Regions from separate parts of the Homo sapiens genome. Here region 2 is linked to region 1. A link is an interaction called in ENCODE POLR2A ChIA-PET data of the cell type or tissue named here. Cell type or tissue: HepG2. All regions are shown on one strand. Region 1 overlaps DAAM1 (dishevelled associated activator of morphogenesis 1). Region 2 overlaps PPM1A (protein phosphatase, Mg2+/Mn2+ dependent 1A).

Region 1 (4,000 bases):
CTATAGCTATTTTATTAACATGTTAAAGTATAACCAAGGCCTGTTTTTAAAAACTCATCAGATTTCCTAAACGTTGTGAAACTATGGGAGTGTAATCCAGTCTAACTTCAAAGCCTCTGCTGTAGCCTTAGTCCCCATCATCTGGCTTCTTCAATCTCCAGATGAAATTCACACAACTGCCTGAGTTGAGATATCAGTTACTGCCAGCTTTTAAGGCACTGTAAGCAATAGTTACTTTGCCCCCTTGTTGTGACTACTTAAAAAATAGTTTTGAAATTGCATTTCTTTTATTCCACCTGTGTAGACCTGTCTGGAAAGATTTGCTTACAGAAAGTGTTTTTTCGAGGCACAGTATAGGACTGAAATTAAATGCCCCACCTTGAAACCACTCTCCTGAGGGTTGGGATTCTGACATCAGGATATAGAGCTCTACTAAAAGAGATGTTAAAACCTAGTAGGTAGTCACTGCTTCATTATGAGACAGTAGCTGTGTGTACATGGCATAACATCTTCTCCACTAGGGTGGGATATCCATTGTCCTCAGGTGGTCTTTGAATGTGAAGCTAAAGAACCAAAATTTTCCTTTTCAGGTCTGTTTGATCACACAAGTGACTCACATAGATGTGCAAATACGCATAGAAATCCCTGACCACAGTGCCATCTTCTGCTGGGCTCAGTGTTCAGGTGGAGCCAGAGGCCACAGCCACTGATAACTGATTTTTTTTTTTTTTTTGAGATTTGGCTTCAGGTTGGCACAGATCTCCCATCCACAGAAGCCCTGGGGGGCTTAGGGGCTGGCTCCAGGTCACCCTGCTCTGTAAGAGGCAAGGCTGGCTGGGACAGTTTAGGAATCGGTGCCTGAATTCTTTGGGTTTCAGTTCTTTTCCACTCAGAGGCACTACCTTTTCTATCAAAACTCCTGAGCTGTCACAGCATGAGGGCTGCGCCTGGAACTAATGTGAGTTCATTTTACTACCTTCCATTCAATGTCAGGCTTTATTCTTCTACCTCTTCATCTGAAGCAGTACTTAATTTTTGCCACATCAAATGAAACCCTTCTTCAAGTTTTTACTGTCTGATGGAGTCTGAATACACTAACTGAAAAAGTTTGGTTAATAACTGGCTGAATCCTATGGTCACCTAAGGCAAGTTTCCTTCTCTCATGGATTCCATCCAGGTGTATAGTCTAACAGTACTGTCCAGTGTGACATAGCCCCTGAAGGAAAACAACTTTACACCACTTAAATTCTTCTTGATCCACGCTTCAGAAAATGTCCCCTTGTTATACCTAACTCACACTTCAGCATTCTCTGTGGAAATTGAGCTGGGAAGACCACCCTAGTCAAGTAGGCAGTCTGATCATTTATAGCCAACATTTAAAAATAAATACGTCATACCTTCGTGTCTTCTAAAGGCTTGAGTGGGTCATTGTCTGGGTGCTCTGGAAGTCGGATGTGTTTCTAGGTGCTGTGTGTATATGTTGGGTGGTATGTCACTTTTTTTCCCCCCTTTTTAGGACCAGGAAGAAAACAAGGGAGCTACAAGTTGGCCTGAATTCTACATTGATCAGCTCAATTCCATGGCTGCTGTAAGTAGACTTTTATGTTCTTTGACACACTGTTTAAAATGCAAGTGTAGTACAAAGTACACAGTTGCACAATAAATTCGATTGAGTATGACCTACCAAATGTCAGTACCTTTCCAAACTCCATCCTAAACATTCAATGCTGGGGAAAGGAAAGAGGGTAGGAGGGATACTTGGCAAAGTGATTTTTCCAGTATGTTTTAAATAAAATCAGCACACACTGCAATATAATTGAGTTTAATGTTGTAAGTGAAAATGTAGTTTGAAATCTGGCTTGTGTTCAACTTTAACTTGCAATTGCTCTTACCAGTCACTCGGAGCTTGGTTATGGCAGCACTATTTTAAAAGTTAATACCATTTTAAAATAATATGATTAAGCGATTTCTTTACTATATCCCTCCCATTCTCTTTCTTACTGAGAACTTGGTTATTTCCTGGCATCATGATTTTGCAGGGGACCAAGTACTCTTTACTCATATAATAGATCAGGAATTCATAAAGCAAGTGGTTTAATGAAAAGGCGTCATAATAATAGTGCTGAGATGTCCTCGGAAAATCTTTAGTACATGGATTGTTGGTTCAGTAATTGCTTAATATGTATTCTCAATGCCTAAAATATGAATTCTAATCACATGGATGTCTGTGATGTCAGCATTGCCAGCAGCTTGAGGGACACCTATTCATCACAGCTAAAATTCACAGCAGAAAATAAGTCATCAACCTTTGAGCCTTAGTAGCTTAAATCCCATCCCTGTTGATAAGAATTAGAGGTTGCCCATAGTAGAATGCAGTCTTTGTCTCAGTGGGCACACTCATGGTTTTAAGAGTCAATCTGTTATATTCATGTTTATAACATGCAAGTAGATGATAGCTTCTAGAATACTTTCTTCTACCTCCTTCCTGCCTTCTCTCTTTATGGAGAATAAATTTCTTATCACTCAAAACAAGCATTTTAAATGGTCTCATAACATTTTCCTGCTGCTGGAATAGTTAAAAACTGATTAGAATATGTGAGTCGTTCACATGTTTCCTAAACTTTTAGAGGTCTTGACTTTTAGTAACTTCCTCTTTTTTAGCTTTTTTCTTACAAGATGCTTCTTCTGTTGTCATACAATGAATAATAAACAGCCTATATATATAAATTATAGAAGAAACTACATAAGTTTTTCCCCAAGGGTTTCTAGTCTAAAAGCATAGCAGAAATGGACAGAAAATAACCACCAAATCCTTCTTATTCAAGGCATCTCACACAATGCCAAAGATGAGAAAAGGGTGATCTCAGCATTTGTATGAATATGCTAACAGAATGTGAGATTTGTGATGACCACCAGGGATTTTCTGTGCATCTGCCTAAGCAATAATAATTTGGAGCCATTTATATTTCCTGCATATAAAGGCTATTTTCTGAATTCTTGTTCCTGGCTGTTAGGAAAAAAAGAATTGTTTCTCTTTCTAATTAAATTTGCATGTTTGTTATCTAATGAGAAGTTGCTTATTTGTTAATGAATTCCCTTCTATAAATGGGGAACTACTAAGTACTGTATGGATTTTTCCTTTCTTCAAGTATAGGACAGTTAGATTAATTTGTCCTTTAGTGACTTAATCCCTGCCTTGTCTGAAGTAGACCTGGTTCATTTGTGTGCTACAGGGTCTGTGATGTGCCAACATGTGGCCCTTCTTTAAGGGCCTCCTCTCTCCTCCATCCAGCTCCTTGGACAATTCTTTGCCACATTCTTGAGTGATCTACATTTTAACTGCTGTGTGTTTGGTTCCCAATCCAAAATCCTTCCCAAGAGCACCACAAGTCTATTAAATTGTCAGTGACTTTGCTATACTTTTTGTGTCAAACACCTAAGAAAGCTTTCTAATGTTCCTTTTAGGACTGAGCCAACATCTTTCCAGGGTCAAAGGTAAAAGGCATTAATAGTCCATGAATTAGTGAGGCCTCAAAATTCCTGCATACTTCAGGGAATAAGGAGATCTGATGAGACCAGAAACCCTATGCTGAGTTTTCTGTTTTTCTCAACATTCTGATTGCCACCACCGCCTTGCATAGTTCTGGCTAATCACTATGATGTCTGTACTGGAGAATTCTTGATAACACACAGCAGAAATCCTGAGATATTGTACCTGGAGCAGTGGAAAGGCACACAAGTTCTCCAAATCCTTTCATGGCCCAGCAGCTAGACTCTTTGGTTGTCTGCTTAGGGCATTCTTGAAGGAGTGTTTGTCCACATTGTCATCACCCATTGTCTGCAGAATCAGCAGCAACTACTACATGACAAGCAGGGTAACAGGCACTTCATATGTTGTTTGCGGTCCCACCAGCATCCTATGCTGTAAGTGCTATTTATAGATAAGGAGTCTGAGACTCCAGAAAGGTTACCTTGCCCAAGGTTATCTAATTAGGAGGTG
Region 2 (4,000 bases), 960 kb after region 1:
GAATTAGAGGGATGCCAGGATCCACGTGAAGAGACTAAAGACGCTAGTATTCTGCAGTGAGAATGATGGTAACTTGAGACCAGGGCATTGGTAGAAAAAAGTGGACAGATTTGAGAATGCTTAGGAAGCATATAACCCATGGGATTTGATGATGGACTGATGGGAGATGAGGTAGAGAGAGGTATCAAAGATATCCTTAGTTTCTGTTTCTTTTTCTGAGTTGGGGTCTTGCTATATTGCCTAGGCTGGTCTTGAACTCCTGGATTCAAGCAATCTTACCGCCCCAGCCTCCAAGCAGTTGGGACTACAAGTATGCAACACCGCACCCAGTGAATGTTCTTGGTTTGTATTCACCTTGGTGGGTGATGGTGCCATTCACTGGTAAAAGCTGCAGATATGTGAGGGTGCTCAGGGAGGCAGCATAGAATGGGAAAAGGGCCTACATGTAACCCTTGAGGAATGCCAATGTTTAATGGCTTGGGAGATGAAAATGAGCCTGCAAAGGAGACGACGGAAAAGCTTAGGGGTAGGAAGAAAGCTGGGAGTGTGTGTGTAGCATCTTGAAAGGCCAATGGGAAGAGTGTTTCTGGAGGGAGTGTTATAGTTGAATGCTTCTGTGAGCAGTCAATTAGAGGAGGGCTAAAAATGTCCCTTAGATTAAGTGACTTGGAGGAACTTGATTTAGTAAAATGGCCAGACAGCCTTTTGGAGCATCAACATTTTTTTTAAGAAGTTTAACTGTAAAGAGAAGAGAGGCACATGGGTAGCTCGAGGGGAATAAGTCACATGAAAAGTTATTTTTAATGGGTAACATGGGTGACACTTGTGGCTTTAAAAGTCACACTCCAACTGAGAAATGTTGATAAAAAGGAGAAAAAGGAAAATAGTGTAACATTCCTGAAAAAACTGTCATTTAAGACTCCTTTGAAACATGGGCACCAAAGCTAGTCTAGTAGAGGATTTATTATCAGTGAGAGGACAGAGTCCTATTACAGCAGAAAAGTAGGAGGGGAGGGTTATGAAAGAATTCATTGAAATGGTTCACTCATTTATTGATCTTTTTTTTCTGTAGTATCCAATCTGCCATTCATTGTCTCTATTGCAATTTTCAGTTCAGTAAATTGCTTCTCATTTCCATGAAACTATTTTCAGAGTACCTCTTTTTTAATTGACAGTCTGCAATTGTTTTATTCATTCAATGTCATTTCATATCTTGGTTAGTTTCTAATTTTGAGCTAATGAATACTGAGTCTCCCTCTTTTCAACTTCTGAATTAAAAAAAAAGTCATCTTATTTTTCTCTGTTCATTTTTACACTTTATTTAGCCTAAGTATCTGAAATTGGCTTTGCTAGAAATTACAATTAGTTCACTGTTGTTTTCTTTCAGTCCCAGACAAAAAAGAAAAATTTTAGATTTCTTTCTTTTCTCTTCTTCCTTTTTTTTTTTTTTAAGGTCATTTATCTTTGGCAGTTTTAGAGATTTAGAAAAGAAAATATATAGACTTGTAGGCAGAAGAAGATATGGCACTGAGGGAAGTTTTAGTTTTGTTCTGTGACAGTCTTCCTTATCTTGTATGTTGTCTTTAAAAAGCCTACACATTTAGATTTTCATTACCTCATTTGCAAGGATACAGGATAGCACATGTAGGAGAATTGGAGTGTAAGTCCAGAAACCTAAGTCTTATTCTTAGCCTTACTGATGAACCAGCTTTGTAACCTTGGGCAAGTTATTCTGTTTCTCTGCACCTTCTCATTTGTAAAATAGGTTTACACAAATCATTTCTGCATTTTGGCTCTGATTCATTATGCAAGTTATCAAAATCAAATTTGTAACTATAAATGAGTAATATTTTATTATTTTTATTTTTTTAGAGACAGAGTCTTACTCTATTGCCCAGGCTGGAGTGCAGTGGCACCATTATAGGTCACTGCAGCTTCAAATTCGTGGGCCCAAGCAGTCCTCCTTCCTCAGCCTCCTGAGTAGCTAGGACTACAGGCATGCACCACTATGCCCCGCTAATCATTTTTACAGAGTCACGCTATTTTGCCCAGGCTGGTCTTGAACTGCCCTCAAGTGGTCCTCCCACCTCAGTCTCCCAAAGCACTGGGATTACAGGCATGTGCCACCATGTGTGGCTCTAATCATTTTTAAAGCAACAATCAGTGGGAAATTTCAGCTCCAAATGGGAGAAAAATTTCCAAAGATTAGCCTTTTTTTTTTTTTTTTTTTTACAGATTTGCTACAGTTTTGTTAATGTGCTTATTTCTCATTACCATAGATAACTTTGAGATGGCTGCCTTGGATTACAAACTAGAATTTATTACTATTTCACATAGCTTGGGAAATTAAGTGTAGTTTGTGTAGCCTAAATTATCCTTTATAGAGATGTAGCTGCAAGGGTTAGCATTTCTTCTTTGAACCCCAGGTATGCAGTATATTGCTTAATACTCTATTGTTCCATAAATATGCATTCCAGAAGTCAGCTGACCATTTGTCCTTATCTTTGAGGACAAAGCCCGTACATATGTAAGCATTAGTGAGCAATGTAGAATATAAAGATTTGGTAGCAGTAGAGAGTTTACGCTCTACATCCCACTGCAAGTAATTTGAATATTGCCATATTATCCACTGTGACCTGTGCTGTTTGTTAACGTTCCTTTTCCCCACCTTCCCCGAGGAGCTTGTAGTCTCTCACTATATATTTTTTTCTCTTTGGATTTCCCTTCAGCCTTTAGATTTCTTATCTCTAATGCAAGTCTACTCTAGATTTTTCTCCCAAATGTTTAAAACCAAACCTATTATCTCAGTGGTCATCAAAGGTCCTCTAGTTACCAGTATCCACCCTTCTTGGAATGCCTGTTTAGCAATGTTCTTTTGTTATATGAGTAAGAATAACTCTGGTATTTGCTAAGAGAATATAATTTTCTCCACATTGTATGTATCTATGTCCTTTGTTTATAAAGCCTGGGGGGCGTTCCCTATTAGGTTAAGTGTCCCTACGTAAATAGAAAAATATGTAGGGTTTTATTACTCAACTTTTTAAGGTTTCTGCTCAAATTGTCAGTTGAATAACTCTTGTTACTTTGGGGCTAACATGTTGCATAGGGATTTTAACAATAAAATATATAGAGCATTTTAAAAATTATTCACTATAATTCTGAGTGGATTAAACCAAATGACCGGGTTCAAGACTCTACTATGAGTTCACCTTTGCTTAATAAAAGGCAAGACTGAACATTAATTAATGACTTCTTGGCCCAGCCTTAGAATTTTTCAGTTTAGGGATTAGTTTGGTTTTTAAAAGGTACAAAATGTTCATGAAATTTTCTGATTATATCAAATATTAATTCAGTCTTGTTTTTTGTCATAGTACTTTGTTTTGAAAAGTTCAGATCAACTGATAATACTAGTGCTGTGATGAGACTCAGCTTGTACTCAAGAACAGATTTATGACTAGGTGAGAACTAAAATTTCTCTCAGAAACTAACTAAAAACTTTCATGGACAAATTGAATCCCCTTGGGATTTACTATTTATGGATATACGCCAATTTAATTATTGGACTAAATAAAATACTCTTTATTAGTCCACTTATGGAAGATGACTGTGTAAACATAGTATTTGCAAGTAAGTACTTTTTGGTATTATATTTATATAATCAGCTCTTGTATCCATGTAGCTTATAGTTGGCTGCTTCACCAGGACTCTACAAATTGCTCAGAACCCAAGGAGGTAAGATTTTTATATTGCCTGTTTTCAGTATGTAAAAGTCCAGCCACAAAACTATTAATTTACCCTTGACTATATTTTTACAGTTGCTGTGGAGCTGAACCTAAAATTTTGTTAGATGGTTACTTGGTTTGTTACATTTTTATATACTAATTTATATACTATAATAATATACTGTATATATTTTTTAAAGTCTGGGGTTTGTTTTTAGAAAGTATATTCTATCTTCAAAGAATTATTTGGTAGTTTCATGTGTGTATCTGGAAAATAA

The links. ChIA-PET counts read pairs that join two places held together with the same protein. Peaks named below come from ENCODE experiments on the same cell type or tissue, not always from the same donor. Only the 100,000 strongest peaks of a DNase experiment are listed, where the experiment ranks them.
Region 2: POLR2A ChIA-PET joins it to region 1 with 8 read pairs; 1 of 35 experiments calls an interaction of 5 or more read pairs at or near these places.

What each region holds. Positions count from the first base shown.
Region 1 is chr14:59,313,764-59,317,763 of GRCh38, forward strand. DAAM1 (dishevelled associated activator of morphogenesis 1) reads left to right here. Exons shown (of 25, transcript NM_001270520.2): 4 at 1,517-1,588. Among named protein-coding and RNA genes, the nearest start is that of DAAM1, 130 kb to the left of the region's middle. In HepG2, a CTCF peak has its summit at 678 (motif pointing left); DNase peaks (open chromatin) are centred at 628, 1,638 and 2,308.
Region 2 is chr14:60,273,634-60,277,633 of GRCh38, forward strand. The region is part of intron 1 of PPM1A (protein phosphatase, Mg2+/Mn2+ dependent 1A); the gene reads left to right. Among named protein-coding and RNA genes, the nearest start is that of PPM1A, 26 kb to the left of the region's middle. In HepG2, no CTCF peak of the experiment used is centred here; DNase peaks (open chromatin) are centred at 988 and 2,488.